2 separate regions of the Mus musculus genome follow, and region 1 is linked to region 2. A link is a loop called in an ENCODE intact Hi-C map of the cell type or tissue named here. Cell type or tissue: left cerebral cortex. All regions are shown on one strand. Each heading gives the region's core, and the rest is flanking DNA. Links, peaks and the distances in the headings are about the cores only.

Region 1 (12,311 bases), core at 1,386-9,385, 870 kb before region 2:
GAGAAAGAGTGTCAGCAAGGAGCCCAAGAAAGGAAGACTAAGGAGAGAAATGGCAGGGTTCTGTAGGAATGAGAAGCTGGGGGAAGGGAGGCCTGTGAGCTGGAGAAGTTGAGGGTAAGGGGGGGTGAGGAGGGTGAGGAGGGCGACAGCTGTAATCCTGGGAAAGCCAGCAGGCCAGATGTGCCTTAGTAGGTTATAGGCAGCACAGTTAGCTATTTTCTCTTAGACCTGACAGTCTCAAGGTAGACCAGGCATGCACTCACTGAGCCCTGATGTGTTCGGTTTCAGGTACATTGTGCATGTAATTTATGTAGCTGTCTCTTCCCTCTTTCAGGAATCACAGACTTACCAACAGAGGGTGGTCCTACACATTCTGCCCCAAGGTGATTGGTTGAGAGTGTTGGAAGTGTCAGCTGCCAAGTTCCTAACAGTTCCAGTCTTCTGCTGCCTTTAACTGGTTTGTGGAAGGAGCTGGAGGAAGCAAAGAGGCAGAGTTGGGAGTTTGAAGAGGCCTAGCCCAGGGTTGGGGGAATTCGTGTCCTACCACGTCCCACTGAGCAATTGCTTGGTGGTTCATTTTCTGCCCTTGGTTTTCTTTGCCGTGCATAAAGGGATTTGGCTGCACCTTACTTGACTGTCCTTGGTGTTCTGCTGTCCCGTGATTTAATCTACACATAGAGTGCCAGATGCCCTTCTCTCGTGTCCTTTTGTATCTGTTATCTAGAGAATCGCTGTGCTGGCACCGAGAGCCAGTGGGGGAAATCTAATCAGGAAACAGGATGGGCTATCTACTTTATGTTAACCCTAGAAGGCACTTCAGTCTGTTATATATGCCTGTAAACTGAATCATGTAGAGTGTTACCCAGCAGAGATATGATTAACATGCTCACATTTGATCTGCTTCTCCCACTTCCGTTGTTGTGCACTGCTGAGGGCTGGGGCCCTGTAGACCATCACATTTGACTGGGAAGAGCCTGTGGCTTGCTGGGGGACCTCTGTCTTGCAGCATCAAATGTGTTAATTCAGTAGCTTTCAGAGACACATTTGTGGGTATGTGCCTGCCACTTACTTCCGGGAGCTATTTCTATTTTTGCATGTTCACATGTGATTATTCATCATACAGGTGGGTTTTGTTGTTTTGGTATGGTTTAGTTTGGTTTGGTTTTGGTACAGCTGTTGTGTCTAGAACAGTGTATACATACTGTAGTGGCTTAGTTGAAAAAAGACAATGTAAATAGATCAGAGTTTCTATTACTATGTAAGTGCCATATAAGTAAGTGGGGTTTACTCCACTTATATAAATTTACTGATTTCTATACAACAAATTTGCACGGGCTCCTTTTGCTTAAAGCTCTGAGGATGATTCAGATGGCAAAAAGGGCCGTGATGTTTTTCTCTATGAACCTTTCTTTCCTTGCAAGTCAGTAAAACTGCTGTGAACCAAGGAGCCACTTCTGTCCCTAGGAGATGGTGACTTCTGAGTGTCCTATTGAGATAAGTGGGACCCACTGTCCTGGCACTTCCAGAGTCTGCATGGTTTATTCTGGGTGGCTACTGTCCTGGCTCAGAGTCACTTGGGCTCTTTTGCCTCTAGGCTTTAGCTGCAGGCTGGCTCTTGTTCTTTTGTTGCCAACCTGGGTTTGGAGATGTCAGCAGGAGTTTCCTGAAGGTTGGAGCGCTACCCCCTTAATGAATAGTTTTTCTTGGTGCTTTTCATTTCTAGACTTTTACCTGTAATAATTGTGAGGAAAAGGTACTGATCCAGGACTCACTCCTCAGCTCCATGTAAAGCCATGCTCAATGGAGTGCCCTGCACTTCAGTACCTAGGGGGTGGAGGGTCTTATAGAAGGAGTACAGTCTTCATCCACTGCATGGTGACATTAAAGTCAGCCAGGAGACCTTGAGATTCTGTTCCCCAAATAAGCAAAGACACAAGATAACAACTGTTGGAAAAAGTAGCAAGTCATTAGTTTAGAAAGCTGGCCATGATATGTCATACTTATAAATCTAGCACTTTGTAAGCTGATGCAGAAGGATGACTGCAAGTTCAGAGTCAATCTGGGTTACACAGTGAGTTACAGGCCACCCTAGGCTACAGATTCCGTCTCAGTCTGACCTTCTGCCCCATCCCATAAAAGAAACAAGATTCTAGATTGTGTCCTTCCTCTGCTGATGTATACTGTTTATTTTCTTAAAACAAACAAACAAACAAACAAAAAACGTTCAAGCTGCTTGTGTTCCCTTTCAACATCATACAGAATTGCCACCCCAGCCAGAGGGATCATGTGATCAGCATACCTCCTGTCATCACAAGCATAGAGTCCAGTCTGCGTTATGTGGGCAGCTACACCGTCAGGTGCCTAGTGTGCCCATGAGTTTACGCCTATTCAGATTCCACAGAACGCCAGCGCTGTCTGTTAGTAAAGTCCCCACTATTAAATTGAAGAGACAGAAATCCAGGGTTCACAGGCTTTCTTCAGCACGGCCCTTACAATAATCACAATAAGTACTCTTGGGAAGCAATATAACAGAGCTGAGGGCTTGAGATCGTGCGTGATTTGGCTGAAATCACAGTCGGGTAGGGAAATGGGTGCAGTCCTAAACTGAGGGAAAGTGTTTTACTTCTGAGTTTACCTGCTTAAGCCTTACCTTGTTACATCACTTTCTTCCTGAAATATGGCGACTCTCAGGCAGAGCCCAGGTGTGTCCCTCCCCTCCCCTTCTCTGCTTCTCCTCGAGGTGGCAGTTAGAAGGTGAACCAAGTGATAAATTGATCTTCTGTTAAGAACCTCGATTCCTTCATGAGCACGTGAAGGAGTCGCCTTCCTACTGCATTTTAATCAGACTCGAGGAAACATTTGTTCTTTTAATCGTCATACATTGTCCAATCTTCTTTGTAGGTTGGGATCATTCTTCATTATTCTACCCTTGCCACGGTATTGTGGGTTGGAGTCACTGCTAGAAATATCTATAAACAAGTCACCAAGAAAGCCAAGAGATGCCAGGATCCAGATGAGCCACCCGCTCCTCCACGACCGATGCTGAGGTAGTGTGAGCCTTTGTTGTATCGCAGGTGTTCATTACCTATTGTGTTTGCTTTAGTTGAACCACAGTCGTAACTTACAACAGCAAGAAACATTGGTGTGGCCTTTGAGAGGTCAAAGGGAAGACTTGCAAGCTGACTGGTTCTCAGTGCTATGAGCATCAGCGTCTCCACTGTGCCTCTCAAGCTCAGAAGGAGTGAGAGGGTCTCATGGTTATGTGCAGAGCAAGAAGGAGGTATCAGCTCTCTATAAAATACTAGCTTCTTGAAGTTTTTTGACATCCTGTGTCATTGATCTTCATCTTAAGAATTAATTTTGTCTCTCAACAAAAGACAAAATGAGTTCGGAGTTACATCTCCTTCCTGCCCGTTACGATAAAAAGAGTTGTGAATGGACTGATTGTGCTAGATGAGCAGAATTCTCAGTTGTGAGTAGGTTCACTGGAGGCCTGATGTGCACCCAGCTGAGCGCACCCCGCCTCAGAGTTTGCAGAACTGGCTGTGGATACGTATTGTTCAGACCTCCAGAAAGTGCGGAATTGCACGTACAAAGAAGGGCCACTTGTGAGAGGAGGGCACTTGCTGAAGCTGCTGCCATGAACCTGCTTTGGGGTTAGGGAATGGTAGAGGTGTCCCCTGCATAAAGGAGCTAGCTGAGAAGCGCAGGTTGCTTCCATTCAAGTCCATCTTGGGGAACTTGTACATTTGCTAGATTGACTGGCAGGACCGTGGGTGACTCGGACAAGGGTCACAGCTAGTTCTACTTATTGCCTATAGTACCTCAGGGAAGGGCCTCTATAGTTGTCTAAGTTTTGTAAGCTTCATGAGTTTGTAAATTTCTTAAGTGTTTATGCATTTCATACCCAGCTCTTCCAGAGCTGCACAACAGATAGCCACGTTAAAGTGTGAATAGCTGCCGGACAGCGAGCTTTAACTCAGGAAGTGGGTGCTGAGAGGGTCTTGTTAGGACAGTGTGGCATTAGTGTGGAGTGTAAGTTGGGATGCCTGAAAGTAAGAAGTGTTGGTGAGTCACGGGGTTTTCGCTGAGGACTGGAGCCAGAGAGCTTGTACATGCTAGATGTGTGAGGAGGGTCGTGGGATTGCCTGGATCTGAGTACTCGAGTGTCAGAAAGGTGAAGACGTCTGCAGGGTTACAGTAAGCCTGCAGATGGTGTTTCCATCAGCTGAAAAAGACAGGCAAAATAGCATGCATAGTAAGCACCAGGGAGGTTTACCAGTGCTCGGCCCAATTCGTTTCCACATGTTGCTGTCACTGAAGTGCTTGTACTGAGCAAGGTCTAGGGAGAAGTTAGGGGTGTAGTGATCCAGAGGCGACATATCTTTCCAGTAGACGAGCTATGTTTGAAATGAAAAGGAACACCAGATAGACTGGATATCTCCAGCGCTGTTGAGGTTTGCTAACCCAGCCTGCAGAGGCACACTGTAGGGTTGGCTCAGATGCCTGCCATTGTGTGTAAGAACTGAAGAGTATCGGCTAGCTGAAGTCTGCGAAATCTCACTCTCCATAGCTCTTCCTACTGTATTTTATGTGTGTGAATCTTGAAAGTTGCCGTGTAATAATAGACCCACAGTTTTTGGCTCACCAGCTGAATTTAATGGAAGCCACTTTCCCTGAAAACACAACCCACTAAAAGCTTAGGTAGACCCAAGTGTTCTTCCACCTGGCCACACGGTGGCAGCAGCTGACCAGCTTTCCCCAGCTCAGAGCCGGTCCTTTGAAAAAGAAGAAAACAAATGGAAAAGCAAAGCAGAACAAAACCTAACAAAGATCCAAACCAAAATCACATGGGCCATTTATAAAAGCAGTCACTGAAAGTTGTCTCAGTGTGTCATTGGAATCGTCAAAGAATGATGTGCGAAGTGTTTAGTAGACAATGCAGTAAGTATTCCTGCCGCGTAGACAGGATAATGAGCCGTTGTTTCTCCTAGGTTCTACCTGATTGGTGGTGGGATCCCCATCATAGTGTGTGGTATCACCGCGGCAGCAAACATCAAGAACTATGGCAGTCGGCCCAGTGCACCGTAGTGAGTACCCCATGTTCTCTGTACACCTGACCCCACTACTTACTCGAGGTTTGTGGGCACAGCTGGTGCCAATCTCCTAAGTGCTTTATTGAACTACAGAGCGTCTAAGCTAGTTCCTCATGTTCTTTCCTAGTTGCTGGATGGCCTGGGAACCGTCCTTGGGAGCCTTCTACGGACCTGCCAGCTTCATCACTTTTGTAAACTGTATGTATTTTCTAAGCATATTTATTCAGTTGAAAAGACACCCTGAGCGCAAATATGAGCTCAAGGAGCCGACAGAAGAGCAGCAGAGATTGGCAGCCAATGAAAATGGTGAAATCAACCATCAGGACTCCATGTCTCTGTCTCTCATCTCTACGTCCACGTTGGAGAACGAGCACAGTTTTCAGTCTCAGCTTCTGGGCGCCAGCCTTACTTTGCTTTTGTATGTCATCTTGTGGATGTTTGGGGCCATGGCTGTTTCTCTGTATTACCCTCTGGACTTGGTTTTTAGCTTCTTCTTCGGAGCCACTTGTTTAAGCTTCAGTGCTTTCATGATGGTGCACCACTGCATCAACAGGGAGGACGTGAGACTTGCGTGGATCATGATGTGCTGCCCAGGGCGGAGCTCGTACTCCGTGCAAGTCAACGTCCAACCTCCCAACTCAAGCGCCACTAATGGAGAGGCTCCAAAGTGCACCAATAGCAGCGCAGAGTCTTCGTGCACGAACAAAAGCGCATCGAGCTTCAAAAACTCTTCCCAGGGCTGCAAGCTGACAAACTTGCAGGCTGCTGCGGCACAGTACCACAGCAATGCCCTACCTGTGAATGCCACGCCGCAGCTTGATAACAGTCTGACCGAACACTCGATGGACAACGATATTAAAATGCATGTGGCTCCTTTAGACGTGCAGTTTCGAACAAACGTGCACCCAAGCCGCCACCACAAAAACCGAAGTAAAGGACACCGGGCCAGCAGGCTCACAGTCCTGCGAGAGTATGCCTATGACGTCCCAACAAGTGTGGAAGGAAGCGTGCAGAATGGCTTACCTAAAAGCCGGCCAGGCAGCAATGAAGGACATTCAAGGAGTAGGAGAGCTTATTTAGCCTACAGAGAGAGACAGTACAACCCACCCCAACAAGACAGCAGTGATGCTTGTAGCACACTTCCCAAAAGTAGCCGAAATGTTGAAAAGCCTGTTTCAACTAGTAGTAAGAAAGATGCACCAAGGAAGCCAGCTGCAGCCGACCTTGAAAGTCAGCAGAAATCTTACGGCCTGAACTTGGCTGTTCAGAATGGACCAGTTAAAAGCAATGGGCAGGAAGGACCCTTGCTAGCTACCGACGTCACTGGTAATGTTAGGACTGGGTTATGGAAACACGAAACAACTGTGTAGCATTGCAGGGGCTTCCAAGACAAGGTGAAACTGTGGTACTCACATTCCTTTAAGCTATGAACTCTTAGAAACAAACTGTTTACAGCCACCTTGGGGATACAAAGCCGTTCTGAGTATTCTTGTGAGCTTTGGGATTTACTTATTTTATATTCCCAAATTGTCCCCCACTCCCCCCAAGAGTTAAAAATGTTTTAAAACATTGTTTTACTTGTCAAAGCACCAATAAGATATTTTGGAAGTTGAAAATATAATTTCTTAGAATCTGTTATATCTGCGTAACATCTGAGACTTGTATTTAATAAACTAAATAGAAGTTTGTCATTGTGCTGGTGGCTTATGTTTACACTGCAGAACACATGTTAGGAGCTGGGGAGATGGCGCCATGGGATAAAGGTGCCGACTGCCACGGCTCCTGGTGTGTGAGTTGTAATCCTAGCATCCATAGGGTGGAAGGAGACACCTCTCATAAGTGGTCCTCTGGCCTGCATATGGCTTCCACCACACATATATACAAACATGCATGCATTTTGAGAGCATTTTAGCTACATTTTAATAAAGTTTGTGATGGTGATTTTCAAGGTGATCAGGCATAAATAATCAGATGTACTGTTGGCTTAACTATACTGATGGTAACATTTGTATCAAAAGGATTCTGAGTTGATATTTTCATAAATACAGTTTTAATTGTGACAGGGTTTAAAAGATCTCACAGAATGATTTTTTTAAATGGAAATACCATTGGAACCTGTTGTGTAAATTGCATATTTTTGCCACATCACTTTGATCCAATTGATGCTATTTTCCATAATTTCGTGGTTTTCAGTTGTTTATCTTTGAGTTGCAGTTTCTTTATCTTCCCTTCCTACCACTTTCCTCTCTTTCGTCCTTTCTTCCACAGTGTCTCCTATGTCACAGGCTGGCCCCACTTGCTATGGACTTGAGGATGACCTTGGACTCCCGTTTTTTCTTTATCTCCCCATTGCTGAAATGACAGATGTATACCACTAGGTCCAGTTTATAGAGTGCTGACACTCGAACTCAGGGCCTCGTTCAGTTCATGCTGGTCAAGTATTCTACCAAAGGAGTCGCATTGAGTCTGGCCTTGAGTCTGACTTTCTTGGTGGTGGTTCTTGGTGTACAGGAACTGGTTTTTTGAATACACTGAGAATCTCTCAGAGGAAGTTCCCATTCACTCTGAGTCTCCTAGATTGGCCTATATTTTGATTGCCTTATGTTTTGTATTGAAGTGAAAGTGTTCTTGACTTTATGCTAAAGCACTGGCGTTCATACTCCATCTCAATAGGAAACAATTCTGATAACACAAGGCACCATTAGTTAGACCTCAGTGGTCCTTAAGCATTCAGATCCCTCGTCTTAAAAGGTCTCTCTTGTGTAAAATATAGTGCTATGGGAAAAAATATCATACAGCCCGGAAATAGAAGTCTCAAAGTTTGAATCAAGTTCAAGAAGTCCTAAAAGACGTCAGCAGCTTACCTTAAATGTCAGACTCGGAGTGAAGTGCTCACTTATGTGGCCATCTCAGCCACATTCTAGATCAACTAACTACTGGGAGCCACAGTAGTCTTCAGAGTCATGGGGGTGCTGCCAGAGAAAATGACTGGGTTTTGGTTTGCAGTAATAAGCCTAACACTTAACGCTTCAGCCTTTATTGCATGTGATGCCAGCGTTGGAGACAGTCTTTTTTGGTAGGGAAACAAGGCAAGCAGCCAGTCGATTGCCATTGGTACACTCTGTCTACTTTTCAGCCAAGCGTTGGAAACTGAGCGAAGGAGCCAAAGAGCAGAGCGAATGCATCTTTTCTTATTTCTAGTCTTGTTTTTCTGATACAGCTCGGTCTATTAGTTCAGTGTTGAGGCAGTTTCACTGTCCTGCTCTGCTCTCCTCCTGAAGAGAACATCACTGCTGTTCCTTCCCCAGCACTTGACAAAGACCATGAGGAACCTCACTTCCTGAAGGTGTTCCATTTGGTGGGTGTTACTAATTTAAACAACTTGAGGTACAGGATGCCCAAGGACAGGTTATGAAAGAAGTCATGCAGTTGGAGGAAATGATGACGCTTTTTTGGGGGGTGGGGTGTTGTTGTTGTTCTTTTCGAGACAGGGTTTCTCTGTATAACCCTAGCTGTCCTGGAACTCACTTTGTAGACCAAGTTGGCATCGAACTCAGAAATCCACCTGCCTCTACCTCCCGAGTGCTGGGATTAAAGGCGTGCGCCACCACCAATCAGCCTTTTTTTTTTTTTTTTTTTTAATTTGCTTTTATTTTGTTCTTGACCAAGGGTATCATTCAGTTCAGACTCACCCTGAATTCTGTATGTAACTGAGGCTAACCCTGGGCACCTGCTCCTCCTGCTTCATTGTCCCTAACCACTGGGGAAGATTTCAGTGACAACCTGGCCGGCCTAAGTGGGGAGCTTTATTAAGACATGAAATGCAATGAGTAATGGCTTTCTCCAACTTTTCTATTTGATGGGATTAAAATTTGATGTTTGTGTAGAGGGTATAAAAAATGCATTTCTTTTATCCCAACCTTTCTCATTCATGATTTATGGCCTGGTGCTGGCCGAGATTTTTGTATTTCTCATAGAATTATAACCGATTAACAGACATTGCACCCTTTGAGATCAGCGTTTCAGTTTTCCCATGAAAAAGATTTGACAACCAAGATTCACACATTTTTGAGTTCTTGTATTCCTGCTGAGTTTGGGGCTGAGGGGTTCTTTCCTAATGGTCAAGCCCTTGTACCTAGAGTTGCCTTTGTTTCTGTTGCTCCAGAGGAGCTTGCTATGTATCATTTTTACCTGATTGTACTTACATCTTAGTTGCTTTGAGTATTAGAGCAAAACATAGTTGGTAATATTTAGAGGAATACAAATGTTTGTTATATGAAAGTTACTCTTTACGCCATGTCATATAATACGAGTGATACATGTTATATATACTTTATTCCATGTTTCTTCTTTCTTTTGTGATGAAATAGCATGAACGTGAAAGTCAGGACAACTTTAGGAGTTGGCTCTTTCCTTCTGCCATGTAGACTCAAGGTATCAAAATCAGATTGTCAGATTTGTGACAAGTTCTTTACATTATTAAGCCATCTTGCCAATTCTATATTACATACTATTAACTTCTATTTATATAACTCAACATTATACTGATCTATATTTTCTATGTTTAGATAAGTATTATTCTCATCATTATTATTAATTTATTCTTTCATATATTATGTCCTTCTTCTTTTCCTAGTCCATCACCCACATCCCCTCCCTCCCCATCCTTTGCTTCCCTTCAGAAAAGGAATATCCACCAAATAAGGCATATTAATTTGGAATAAGATTTGACACCTTTCCTCATATTAACTCTGTACAGAGCAACCGAATGGGACAAAGGTTCCCAAAGCAAACCAGAGTGTCAGAAACGGCCCTGGTTTGCTTCCTCTGTTTAGAGTCCCACAAAACCACAAAGCTAACAACTATAACATGTGCAGAGGGTCTAGGTAAGATTCGTACAGGCTCCCTGATTGTCAGTTCAGTCTCAGTGAAGCCCTGTGAGTCCAGGTTTGCTAACTGTGTTTTCTTGTGGTGTCCTTGAACCCTGTGACTGCTATAATCCTTCCTCCCCACTCTTTAGCAGACTTCACCAGCTCCACCTAATTTTTGGCTGTGAGTCTCTGTATCTGTTCCTGTCAGTTGCTGGCACTGACCTACTTTTTAAGTGAAGACTTAGAAACATGATCTGTGTAGAAGTACTTTTGCATATTAGCACTAGTATTAAATGCTAAAGTAAATGTTTAATATTTCAGATAGTTATTGAGTGATTAACTGATTTCCAAATTTATGCTGTTTTGCATATACATAATAACAAATCATGTTCCATTTATATAAATGGTACATGGATAAGGCAAGATATGTCTCCATGCTGATGGGATTCATTTTGGAGAAGGAATGTTGTTTGACTTCTTTTTTTCATGAATTGAACTTAGAGTGCACCAACTGAAGTTGGCTGAGAACATAAAAAATGGAAGAAGGAAACAAACAGCGTATGTGGTGGTTTGAATATGCTTGGCCCAGGGAGTGGCACTATTAGGATGTGAAGCCTTATTGGAGGAGGTATGCCACTGTGGGCGTGGTCGTTGAGACTCTTCCAGGTGCCTGGCAGTCAGTCTTCTCCTGTTTGCCTTTGGAACAAGATGTAAAACTCTCAGCTCCTCCAGTGCCATGCCTGCCTGGATGCTGCCATACTCCTTTCTTGATGATAATGGACTGAACCTCTGAACTTGTAAATATGTCTCAAATGTCCTTTGTAAAAGTTTCCTTGGTCCTGGAGTCTGTTCACAGCAGTAAAATCCTAACTAAGACAGAAGTTGTACCAGGGACTGGGATATTGCTGTGATAGGCCTGACCATGTTTTGGCTTGGAGGAATGTGAATTTGGGGACATTGGATTTGAAAAGCCATGGAATTCTTTAAGTGGGACTTAATGGGCCGTCCTAAAAGGAATATGCAAGACATTGGCACTGAGGGTGATTTGAACTCTGGAGATCATTCTTATGATGTTTTGGTGAAGAATGTTGCTGCCTTTTGCCCTTGTCCAAAGAGTCTGTCTGAAGCTAAGGTAAAGAGATTTCAATTAATTGCATTGACAAAGGAAGTGCCCGACAAGTCCAGCATAGACTTTACCCTCTGGTTTACTCTCTTGAAGAGTGTTTTGGGCCAGCATAGCAAGCTTAGAAAGGAAAAAATATAAAATGTATGGTTCAAATAATAAAAGGGCACAAGGAAGTGCAATGGAGCTAAATCCTGTGTTCAAGGAGATAAACAGATTAAGGGAGTGGCCTACCCGGTGATCCCGAGTCTTTTCTATGTGTCTGTTTGTCCAATATTCTTTATCTTGTCATTCTAGTCAGATCAAGTCCTAGCTGAGTGGAATAAGCAGATGATGATGAGATGGTGAGGTCTCCTTTCTCAGCAGATGGAAGAAACTGACCGTGAACTTACAGGGCTTGGTAGTACTAAGTACTCATTTCTGTAGCCAGTGACCACCCACTCCCCTTTCATAAGGCTGAGTGCTTAGTAGTAATTCCACTTATTACTTCAGCATCATCGAAGTAAACTTTGCTTCATGCTGACCAAGACACAGATTGACCTTCTGGCTGTGTCCTATTTATCAAGTGATAGAGAATGTGTATGTGTGCGTTTTATCCATCATCTGCCTCTGCCATCTGGGTTAATCCATTATCTGCTGCTGCCATCTGGTCTGGGAAGATGCTAAAGACCTTTATTAGAGATCCCAGGTATCTTTTAAAAGGTATAGAGTATTTTTAGAGGATTCTTTGGCTCCCTAGGCAGGTTCCTTTAACAGTGTAAGGAGTCTAACTCATAAAATTTTCAGTTTTATAATCATTGTGTTCTTTTTGGCCTGACGTACAGCACTAATGGTTTGCTTTTGCACACGAACTTAGACTGTTGAAACGAGGAAATGTATTTGTAGCAGCGGATTGTTTTTAGAACTAGTAGTCGTGAGTACCAACCCAGCTTAAGAACACTGCATACGAAAGGATTGAACTCCAGTACTGAGGACTGTTTTATTAGCAACATCTCTTCCTTTATAAAACGGAGTAAAAATGTTCAGTGATTAACTGTGATTGATATTTTTTGTTGCTTAATGAAAGTTCTTTGTTGATAGTTTGTTGTTACTCTCATCTTTCATATTGAGTCTAGTCTTCTGTGTAATAATGCAGCATCGCAATGCCTTATAATTTAATAGTCTGACATATATATATATATATATATATATATATATATATATATATATATATATATATAT
Region 2 (12,311 bases), core at 1,462-9,461:
AAAGAAGGGCCATAATTATTTGCTTACTATTTTCCCCATCAGGGCTGTCCTTGCAGAGTTTGAATTCTCTGTGGAAACATAGGCTGTGCTTGAAGTGGTTATACTTTATTGTGTAGATATCAATAATCTGATGATATCTTTTCTAAACTATCTATCTTTGTCCTCTGTGTGCTATGTACAAGACATTAAACTTGCAGTGATTCAATTGCCTAGAGTTAGTGACAACATACTTTCTCTGCTGAGCTGAAAATGGTTTTATACTGAAGATGACATGTTGCTGTCATGTTTTGAAGGCATAAATACCACTTAGAAACAAAAACACCATATGCAAATAACTGAAATAGTTTGATTCTAAGGTTCCCTCAGGGAAGGTGCATTGTCTACAAAGGGCAGAGTGCAGCTTTCTGTTATGGTTCTTTGGGTTTCTTAGATCTGACAGTCCCACATTAAAAACTGGGTAACAGTGATGTTAGCAGCATCCCTTTGCACCAGGTCTTTGTCTGCTGATAAAATGTACCCAGCTCCTTTTTTTAAAAAAAAAAATCTATTTATGCCTGTTTCCTGTTTCCACATAGAGGAGATGGCACAGTCACATTTCTGTAAAACTTTCTTGTCACGCTCTCCAAATCTTTCCCTCTCTCTGGGTCTAATGGACACAGGGACTCAGTAGAAGCAAGTTTTCTATGCCACTGTTTAATCCAAATAGCTGGCTTGTTTTGCTTCCTTGTGTGGCTATCTAAATGAGATCTAACTGAAGACAAGAAGAAAGTGGTGGAGTTGAGAGGAAAGTTAACAAAGTGATCCTGATGAAGTAGATGATAAGAGTTAATGAGGATTTAGTGTGCAGCATGCAAAAGGCTCAGTAGCTTGCCTGTGCTGTTCTTCCACGTCTTAGAGCAGAACACTGAAGAAAATGCTATCAGTAGAAGAATAAATATCTTTAGAGTTATTTAATAACTTAAGTTCTTGCAGGTATCAAGAGACAAATCTAGATTTCAAAGTCATATTTTTTTCTTATTCTATTATGCAACAGATAAAGGATTCAAAATTACATAATACAGGCACCTATTTTTTTTCTTACTTAAAATAGTTCCTCATGTCACTTAAATTTGAGAACTAACAGGCTGACTGACTAACATAATGATGGTACAATGCTGCTTCCTACCAAACAAAATTGTTGACTCATCATTTTCCTATTGTCAATATGTATTCCATACAGTAAATAAGCTCTCTGGGACTCATTTTCTCATCAAAACATGAATGACTTAAATGTTCCCTTAAAAATGACTTCTTAAAAAATAACTCCATTCACTAGCAAGGATATATACAATAGTATGTTTTATTTTTGTGGGGTAGATTACTCTTTCATAATTACAAAGGAAATAACACAGCTATGTGGATTTTTGTTGTGATGACTTTAAGGTTATATTGTTCATAGGGGTTTTGTTTTGGTTTTGGTTTTTGTTTCTGTTTTTTTGAGACAGGGTTTCTCTGTGTAGCCCTGGCTGTCCTGGAACTCACTTTGTAGACTAGGCTGGCCTTGAACTCAGAAATCTGCCTGCCTCTGCCTCCCAAGTGCTGGGATGCAAGGCATGTGCCACCAGTGCCCAGCATTATCAAGGTTTTAAAAGGTAATACCTAATATGTTTTGTAAAGCCAATAGTATGCTTTGTAGATCTTGGTATGGTACAGTGGGAGGGACTACCTCAGTGCGTCCATGCTGAGGCATCCTTCCCCATAAGGTACATAAGAAACAATAAGAAACATTTTTAAGTTTACATAAAGAGACAATTAAAGAAAACTCAAAAATTTGACTTTGTGAATATGATTGATCATATAGATTTAGCATGAGAAACCCTTTAAGTCTACAGTTAAAAGTCAATCAAAGGAAACTTGAAATTTGAGCTTGTGATTATAAAAGTGGATCACATAAGAACTCCATTGGTTAATGTTGGGATTTTAAACTCTTGACGTTACAGCTTAACAGTGACTGGAAACTGAGCTTCTCTTGGTTAAGGAAGTAGCAGAATGAACGGTTTCATCAGAACTTCATATCCTTTACTATGAAGCCTGCAAGCGAGGCAAACCTGTCTTTCATTTTGAGAATTGATCTAGTTCTCTTAACTAGTTAACAAATTTGGGGTAAGGAGCTAGTTGTCTGTTTTCTAGTGATCAAGCTGTCATTAGTTTAGCTGTCAATGCAATCAGAAATCTCTTGAAGAATAAAATATTATCTAGATGTCATATATTAATGAAAACGACAGTGGTTTGTCTGTAGCTCACTATCTAAACAGTTCTCTCAGGGCTCTGTAGCCTCTATGGTAACTTGGGCAGAGGCAATCTGACCATCAGGCCCAGACGATGAGAAGGACTTTTTCCTGTGGAGGAGGAACACTGGAGAAATGACTCACCTTGTCTTAGGCAATCTGAGACATTTAATTCTCCAGACTTCTTCTCTATGTCCACAATCAGAAGAGCTGCCCGGGCAGCTGGCAAAGCAATGGAACACTCTTTCTCACTGGTTATCATACCACAGTCTGTGTAGAGTCTCTTGTTCCCGAGAACATATCTTCTTGGTGACTGCTAGTACTGGGGAGTCTCTGTCATAATAAGCTTAAACCTTTAACCTTATATCTATCAGATTTGTGAGATAGTATCTATTAGGCATATCTGAGACAATTTGTGTCTATTTTAATCACTTCTTGTAAATTGTATCTAGCAAACAAAGAGAGTATATTATAACTTAATGAAAGTAATGACAGTAGCAAAACCAAGGCTAAACATATGCCATGTTGTTCTAACTTAAGAAGGCAGTGAAGGGAAAACTGCCCATAACAAAGATGGTGGATAGTCATGTAACTGTCTTCAATTGAGATTATGCTGAAGCTACAGCCAGCCATGTGACCCTTAGCTAAGATGGCGCTGATGCTATAGCTCTGCCTGTGGTGGAAAGTCACATGTTTGTTATGGCTGAGAATGGAACAGCATTTATCTATAGAACCGTGGGTGGCTATGTGTCAGCAAAGACAAATAAACATACAGAAATGCGAATAGACATATTTTGCCTGGTGAGCAGGGCATTATGCACATGTGAGGAGATCTCTCCCTGTCACCACAGGCAGCCTTCTCCTGCCACAGCTGGCTGAGAGCTAGTATGGACCAGAATGGAAAGAATACAGAGATAAAAATTCCCCAGGAAGTAGGAGTTTAAGACTGCTTGCTGCAGCAAATGGCGGGCAGCAGTGGTGCAGCCGAACGAATTAAGTCTGAAACAAAATCTGGAGAGTGTTTTTAGAGTTGAAGGAATGCAGAGGCGAGCTCACTGGATTAAGGAGTTAAGTGGTTTGGAGCAAAGGTAGGACAAAGCTTGGACAGAGGAAACCTATTTTCTGGATCACTGGCAGGAGTTTTAAAAGTGTTTTTCTAAGTCCCATTAAGTGGCCATTTAGAGTCATCTAGTGAGTATTGGGGCTGCATTTAGTGTAAGAATTTGGAAGCCTTTTAAACCAGAAGGTGTCCTAATAAGGAGCCTGAAATTGGGGGAAAATATATTCATTCAGTAAAAGTAGCTATTATTTTGTCACTAGTACCATTCTGAGGATAAATATAATAACTAGTCGAACGAGCAGCCAGGCTAGATTGCCAGGCGGTCATTTGGCAAAGTAGGGGCGGAGCTATGGTCCAGTACTGAGATAGAATGGTTTACCTAGGCCTATGATGTTCCAACAGAAAGAGAGAAACCATCTCAGGGGCGGGGTGGGGGGGGACAGAGACACGTCACATAAGGGAAGAGAACCTAAGATGAGTCAGCAAGGCGGGTAGGTTATGAAGACTGTGGATACCTCCATCCCTGAGGACACTAGAGGGTGGCCAGCCCTTTCTTGAGACCAGGGCCATTCATGCTGAGTAGTAGGGCAGCTTAACAATCGACAGTGTTTGGATGGAGAGGTCCAGTGACCCATGGCTGGAAAGTACATATGGTAGCAGGATATGTGAACCTTCAAGTTTGTAAATTGGAGTTATGAAACAAATAATACCTTTTGTGAAGCCAATGTAGAACTTTGTAGAGCTCGGTATGGTGTAGTGGGAGTGGTACTTCCCCTAAAGTACCAGCCTTGCAATGGATTTAATATAGAATAGAGTTTATTTTGGGGCATGGGAGGGGGGCTGGGGAAAGAATAGAGGCATAAAAAGAGGAGGAGGAAGAGGAGGAGGAGGCAAAACAGAGAGGGGGAGGGGGGAGGGAGGGGGGGAGAAAAGAGAGAAGAGGCTAGCTGGGAACACTGGAGGGAGGAGGAGAGAGAGGGAGAAAGGGGTCAGAGAGAGCAAAGTGGAGCAGCGAGAGCCAGGAGAGGCCAGACAGTTCTTTATATAGCAGGCCATACCTATTTAGCTATTGCTAGGTAACTGTTGGGTGGAGCCTAGGAGGAATGCTAACATGCTAACAATACCTACACTGACAAAAAATGGCACAAAATATAAAAACATCTGCAACTATAAATATAGATATTCACAGAAATATTCAGCACACACCCCAGTGATATATCTGTATTAGAGCACTTGTCTGCTTATCCCGGCTCCTTAGGTATCATATCACAAACACAATCTCCTGACTGACCAAAGAGGGTCTTGACACTTATGAGTGCATCATGCCTAAGAACTGGCAGAACACGCAGGAAGCTTCTAAAATATTCTCTCAAGTCAGCTACCCAAGAAATAGGGCCACTGGAAAAGTAGAAACAAAGCCAGTGAAGACAACAGAAAACTGACGTTGTTAGAGGTCCGGTGTTGAGGGAAAGGACATAAATAGCTTCACTCCTCCGTGTGAAGGTGAATGAGGAGGCTGAAAGATTTGTGCAAACATAAGGTGTCACAGTGATTGGACAAACATATTCATCACATAAGTCTGTTGGCATATGAACTATTCCACAGCAGGCCTGTCCTTCAGCTTGGCCCGGTATGATTCATGTTTTCCATTTGGAGAATCACAGCAGGGCAGGTAGTTTATTGGTGCCAGGAGAAGAGGAACAGTTACTAATGGACCAACATTTACCTACTCATTCCCCATGTGCCAATGTACTTGAAGAATTGTCTCCTCTACATCACAGACATGTAGCATGGCTTTTGCTTTCATTTCATGCTCTCCCTCGAGGTGATGTTCATTGTTTAATAAGCATTTTCTATGTTACGATCAAACGAATGGCCTTTTGATAGATTTTGAAATGTAGTCCACTAGGCTACTATTGTTTAGTCCAACAGATTTGATAACATATCCAATGAAATTTTCCAATTAAAAACCATGAAGGAAGTTTAACTTTCAGTGACATCAATGGAAACCTTCAGGAAATAAAAGAAGATCATTACCTAATGTGTCTTCTGCCTGACAGATTTAAGAAGAGATTAGTCTTCTGCACTTGATCTCATGTGCATCCCTGCTGGGAGCAGCTCTGTGGCCTGGATCTCTGAATCACAGGCTAAATGAATATCTTCCCACCAGTGAATTTTCCAGCTCATTTAGACTCTGCTGCCACGGTGTGGGGAAACATCAAATAGAACTGCAGCTTCAGAGGTACCTTTTGTCGTAAAAAGAAAGAAAAATAATCTGTCTATTCTCAGGTTCATTTAAAGATAACTATTAAAATACAAAAGTTAAGACAAAGGGTAATATTAAGTAAAATTGATAGCAGTATAAGTAATTGATTATTTGGGTAATGACCTCAACTCAACATATGGTCATCTCAATAAGGGTGAGATAGCAGTGTGATCAAGGGACTTTCTAAGATGACTATATAAACCTCAGGCATCCCAACCCGCTTCCTGCCCTGCTTTTTATCCTCAACATTCTTTCTTCCTTTTCTTCTTTCTTCATGGACTTTTTTTTTCTTCCTTCCAGCTTTTCCTGGTTCCATTAAGAAAAGATATGGAACTCTGCTTCTTTGTACAAGCTAGTATAAGTCAGACTACTGTAGAATTCAATTGGTCTTTGTCTCTTTATTCCTACAGAGGAATTTTTTAGTGATTAATAGTGGTAGGTACAATGAATGTCAGACTATGAAGCAGGCTTCACAGAGTGGTGTACAAGATGTCATGGGATCTCGAGGGCCACCGTCCAAAGCTGTCATTAAGGTTATTTACAGTCAGTTCAACACATTGTTTTCTGAACTTCAAAAATACCATCTTCCAATGACTGAAGGCCACAGCGACAGATGCCAGGAATTCTATTATGCACCAAATAAGGACAGTGATTCCTGTCTGTATTAACCATAGTTAAAGGCTATTGTAATCTATAGGGATTTTAAAAAGTCACTATCAAATAGAGAATTTCTTTATACTTTAAAAGATGGTATTTCAAAAAATTTCAAGTGCTTTTGATAGAAAGGCATAGATCTTTCCTACCATCTTTGGAAATATGTTTCATGTATGTTTTCTTAATTCTATAATGAAAAATTATTATTTATTTATTTTTTGGCCTTTACAAAACATAATACACTTGAATGAGGTTATTAATAAAAGGATAAAAAAATAGGATAAAAGGATAAAAAAATAGGATGTCCATAAAAAGATCTTGAATCAAAGAGCATATAAAATGGAATTATAAAGTTCAAATATACAAGATTTTAGGTCATTAACCTGATAGCTACATCATAACTCTGACTTTTCTTTATTGGCTCTTTACTATACTATCTCCTACAATGGAATGATTTGAAAACCCTTATCCATTTTAAATTAACAAATTTGGAAACAGAATTAGAATATAAATAAGTGACAGAATTAATCTGCTGGAAATTTTTATGCATAAGTAAGTAAATGCAAGACTATATTGTTATTTATTTATTTATTTATTTATTTCTAGACAGGGTTTCTCTGTGTAGCCTTGGCTGTCCTGGAACTCACTCTGTAGACCAGGCTGACCTCAAACTCAGAAATCTATCTGCCTTTGCCTTGCAAGCGCTGGGATTAAAAGTGTGTGCCACCACTGCCCAGCTTATATGTGTTATTTAAAAAACACCACCAAAGCTAATAAGAGGAGATCAGGATATGAGCTCCATTTTTTAAAATATTTTTTATTATTACGTATTTTCCTCAATTACATTTAGAATGCTATCCCAAAAGTCCCCCATACCCTCCTTCCCGCTCCCCTACCCACCCATTCCCACTTTTTGGCCCTGGCGTTCCTCTGTACTGGGGCATATAAAGTTTGCCTGTCCAATGGACCTCTCTTTCCAGTGATGGCCGACTAGGCCATCTTTTGATACATATGCAGCTAGAGTCAAGAGCTCCGGGGTACTGGTTAGTTCATAATATTGTTGCACCTACAGGGTTGCAGATCTCTTTAGCTCCTTGGATACTTTCTCTAGCTCCTCCATTGGGGGCCCTGTGCTCCATCCAATAGGTTGGAAAGTCAAGGCTTACTGTGTATGACTGACTCAGTCAATAATGGCACTTAGATAAAATCATATCTCATCTAGTAGAGGTATTGTTTTACACCACACACACATACACACACACATACATACACACACGTACTCACACACATAAGTAAGTATAAAGTCCTTACTGTAAATTTTGTAAAATACATTGCTTATCTTCTTTTTTAAATGTTATTTTTATTATGTATTTTTCTCAATTACATTTCCAATGCCATCCCAAAAGTCCCCCATACCCCCCCCCCACTCCCCTACCCACCCATTCCCACTTTTTGGCCCTGGCGTTCCCCTGTACTGGGGCATATAAAGTTTGCATGTCCAATGGGCCTCTCTTTCCAGTGATGGCCAACTAGGTCATCTTTTGATGCATATGCAGCTAGAGACAAGAGCTCTGGGGTACTGGTTAGTTCATAATGTTGTTGCACCTCCAGGGTTGCAGATCTCTTTAGCTCCTTGGATACTTTCTCTAGCTCCTCCATTGGGAGCCCTGTGATCCATCCAATAGCTGACTGTGAGGATCCACTTATGTGTTTGCTAGGCCCCGGCCTAGTCTCACAAGAGACAGCTATATCAGGGTCCTTTCAGCAAACTCTTGCTAGTGTATGCAACCGCACATATTTTTATAGAGTACATTTAAAATTAAGCCTTTTTTTTTCTTGCCTAGAAAGTAAAAGAAAACAGTAAGCTAATTGGAGGGTTCATTATCCACTAAGGTCTTGTGAAGTACACATTTCTAGAGCCACACTCATTAACATCAATTCTGTGGTAAAAGAAAGGAAAATAGTTCAATATTGAATCTTTTCATGATATGAAACAGATTGTTGCCATTCTTAAATCCACTGTCAAGTGCAATGAAAGCAAACATAAGAAGGTGCATGGATTACAGTCTGAAAGCCTGGTTTGAGCTCAAAGATGAGAGGAAAATTGTTGAAATATATGACAGGTTTTAAAGTAGTAATAATCCTGTAAGATGACAGAGACACTGCATTGTCCCTGGACCTTGGTCCAATTCCATCATCTATTGAGTTTTAATAATAGTACCAGGCCATAGGAAATTCGAGAGATTAAATGAAGTGGTATGTATAACACTGTAACTGCGAAATGCTTTTAGCATGAAGTACCTGCTTCCTAATGTTAGTTATTGTTATCCCAAAAAAGAAGGAGATAAGGAAAGATGGTACAAGCTATCATATTGTGCTATCAAGACACCAAGAGTAATCATAGGTTATAATAAATGGTAGTGGAGAGTAAGGTAGTATTTCTAGCATAGTGTCTACACTGGTACACAGAGACTATTATCAAAACAAAAAGTGGTTGTGAAAGTTTTGGGAAGTATTAAGAGCTTCTCAAATGCTGTTTAATGTGTTTCCTCTCCTTTCTTATTGTCATAGAAGCTATTTTAAAGTTTTGTTTGTTTTACAGTATAACATGATTAGAATATACTCTTTAGGTATCGTAAGTTTTAGTGTATCATGGATATGGTGGAGAAGCAGACTCGTCCCGACAGGGAGAGATATGCAGGTTGATTGTGAACAAACCAAATGAAGATACGTCTTGAGGAATAAAAAGGAAATTTCCTATGGAGAATCCACTCACGTTTAAGGACCATACCAATTTATAGTGATGGAAATTAGCAACTTGATATGCTTTTTATGAGATATTGGAAGAGTATTTCTTAGTGATGGTAGATTCATATCAGTCTGCTCCTCTGTGCTGTTGATAATGGTCACCTCATTTTCTCGTAGCGTGGAGGCCAACAGTCACACCTATGCATCACTATGGTAGATGGAAGTAGATAAGCCTAGAGCCAATGATTGCAGAGAAAAGACCTCCCCCGTATCCCTTGTCAGACTCTAATAACTCCCCGAGGTAGGGCTGGGGCACATGGATTCAGCCACTAGAAAAAAATGTGAATATATAATGGGGGCATGTCAGTATTCTTCTGAAGTAAATCAGAGTTATGTGGCCAAGGAACATTATGGGGAAGGAACGACTGAGTACGTAGCCTACGTTCATTTTGTAGTAGAATGCTTTCCTTAACTTTGAACCCACAGGTACTTCCAATGAGCTTGAATCCCTAACCAGTGATGCTTATGTGCATGTGTGCTCACATGCATGTGTAGGACACTGAGGAGTTCAGAAAGGGCAGAATAGATGGAGAATGGCAGCAGTTTAGATGGACTAAAATCATAGACTCAGAAATTACTCCTCGCTAAGGGCTGCCTGGGGAGCCACCTCGGCTATAAGTGATGGGAAGTGCCTTTCAAGAACTGTGGATCTGTGAAAATACCCTGTGGTATGTCCCATTCTAAGCTCTGGGACACATGTCCCACTGTTCAGACTTTCTGTTAACTGTTAAGTGTTCGTGAGGACTAAAGACAGAAAAGAAATATATTGAATGAAATCATGTAGTTCTAAATCAAAATGGAAGGAAAATAGATGCCCTTAATATGTCCCCTATCTGGTAAATTACATACACTACAACAGGTGTTTTCTTTCAGAAATTCTAAAGCCTCATTAGTCTGGTATACAAAATGAGACTGATAAGTACAGAATATTTGATTGTGGATATGTGGAATTTTCTTGATAATTTCCTATTGTTGAGCATCTGCTTCTGTTTAAAAAAAAAAAAAAAAAAAAAAAAAAAAAAAAGCCTTGCTGAATCATAGGGATTCAGGACAGAAATAAATATGCACAAGTTTCCTGTTATGTATACTTCTACTTGTCAGACACTGATGCAAAGATGCTGTTTTGTTCATGCTAGCTGATCGTAATCATATCATCGTTGTGAAATTTCGCTTCAGCATAACTAAGACACATTGCCTGAAAGTCGACATTCACCTCCTTAGAGAAATACTATTTGCCTCCAGCGCCACCTAGTGGCGTATTGTTAAAATGCATGCTCTCCCTTGGGATGGTGTCTAAGCCTAGTATTTGTAATGCACCAATTTGAAGCCAACAGGTGTCCAAAAGATTACTGGGACTAACTGAAGCTTGCTGTCTGTGTAAGTGGGTACTTTAATCATTGCTGATTAAGTCATAGAATTTCAGGATAATATCAAAATATTTGGACATATAGACAAACATGTCCTTGAAATTTATTTCCTATTTTGTAGTAGAAGATTTATAGCTGTAGATGTAAACTTTCCTGTTTGGGCACTGGTGGGATTCACTGTCTAGTTTTGCTTAATTCACTTATATGTGAGAAACACAAGAGTAAGCTAGTGTAAACCATCAAGATTCATTGAAAATAGCATGTGTTATTAGGTTGTATTGACAAATGAATGCAGCATGTGTATATAGTTCCAATCATAGAGATGCATTACTGATTTAAATTTAATACATATTGAAGGGGTTATATTGATAACCCACTAGGTAAACAGGCAAATCTTTAATAACGCTGCATGGATTTGCCTACTTAATGTCCACAGAAACACTGAGGAGCAAAAGCTCTTGGCATTGTCTCTATACACACCACGTGCCCCAGGAGCTAAATTTTTATACAAGGTCTCATGTCTACAGGAAGGTAGAACTAGGATTTGAATTATTATAGTCTGGCTTTTTTCTACACTCTTGGCTGATTTTGTTATTGTTTTGTGCTTTGTGTTTTGAATATTTGTTTTGGAATCATGGAGTTTCTAGGACTCAGTTTAAAATTTTGCTATTTGCTAAAAACAAAACTCAGTGAACAGTGCAGATCTCGTTAGACTTAAGGAAAAAAAAACACATGTAGATCAAAACTTATAGGTCTGCAATTATTTACACAGCACAGCCTGCTGTTTAGAATTTGGTAATTGCATTATTATTAACATAATTTAAATGTGTAGAGAATGTTTATAGCAAGCATTGTTCTTTTAAATGTGTTCATTTAATTAAATATAATTACATCATTTACCCCCATCCTTCTTATCCCTCCACGCCCTCCCATGTCCTTCTCTTCTGCTCCCTCTCAAATTTATGGATTAATAATTTTTATTATTAAATATATATGCATGTGAGAATACAAGTATAGATGCAATCTGATGATTAACCTATTTAATATTGCTTGTATGTATATGATGCTGCGGCTGACCACGTAGCATTGGATAACTATTTAAGGAGATCATCCCTGGAGAATACTAATTCTCCGTCTCAGTAGTCTGTAATTGGCTGGAGCTCTTCATCTAGAGGTGGGTAGGTAGGATTTTCCACCATTTATGTTGACAGATAAACTGGCGTTTTCATTGTTCAGGTCTTGTTTAAAGTGCCACATTGCTGAAGTTTCACAAGTGCAGCTGCCTCATCATATTTATAAGATAACAATGTTTAGCAGAATTCTTGATCATTTGGTCCTTAGAATCTTTCCGCACTTTCTCCTGTGATATTCTCTGAGCCATAGAAGCAATGCATGTGATATATGAAATGGGGCTGGGCACATGTTGATTATTTGTTCTTTGCATTTTGATTCTGTAATGGTTTCCCCTGGTGGTATCAAAGAGAAGCTGCTTTGGTGAGGGATGAGAGCGACATATATCAATGCGCAGGAGGATAAGCATTTAGAATGTAAATAATTATAATATTTCAGAAAGTGTCAGTGGTAGGTTCTCTTCTAAGTCCATGTCCTCACTAGCAATGGGTATTTGGTAGTTTACTGTACCAAGCATGGTTTGTCTCTACCTGTGTCTTAGGTCCAATCAGAGAGCTGTCAGTGAACAGCAAGATACAAAGAATTACTGCACCCATAGAGATAGCCTACCATGCTGGTCATTTTGTGGTTCATAGGCACCATGTTTGCCAGGCCTATTGATTGCTTGCCTATATAGACTGCTTGCATATTGAATTCTGATAGTATGACAGGTAATCCTCGAGTAGGAGACTTTTAGGTAAGACCCAGCTTGAATCCTC

The links. A loop is a pair of places that touch in the nucleus more often than their neighbours do. Peaks named below come from ENCODE experiments on the same cell type or tissue, not always from the same donor. Only the 100,000 strongest peaks of a DNase experiment are listed, where the experiment ranks them.
Region 1: a loop joins it to region 2, with 4 times the contacts of the local background. A loop is called at or near these places in 9 of 42 quality-filtered maps.

Annotation. Positions count from the first base shown.
Region 1 is chr5:49,954,427-49,966,737 of GRCm38, reverse strand. It overlaps Adgra3 (adhesion G protein-coupled receptor A3), which reads left to right. Exons shown (of 19, transcript NM_133911.1): 17 at 2,902-3,047; 18 at 4,995-5,090; 19 at 5,224-6,787. The coding sequence ends at 6,466. Among named protein-coding and RNA genes, the nearest start is that of Adgra3, 98 kb to the left of the region's middle. In left cerebral cortex, for the core only: a CTCF peak has its summit at 4,730 (motif pointing right); DNase peaks (open chromatin) are centred at 4,733 and 5,020.
Region 2 is chr5:49,088,322-49,100,632 of GRCm38, reverse strand. All of the region lies in intron 1 of Kcnip4 (Kv channel interacting protein 4), which reads left to right. Among named protein-coding and RNA genes, the nearest start is that of Kcnip4, 430 kb to the left of the region's middle. In left cerebral cortex, for the core only: a CTCF peak has its summit at 5,544; DNase peaks (open chromatin) are centred at 2,389, 3,068, 4,820 and 5,508.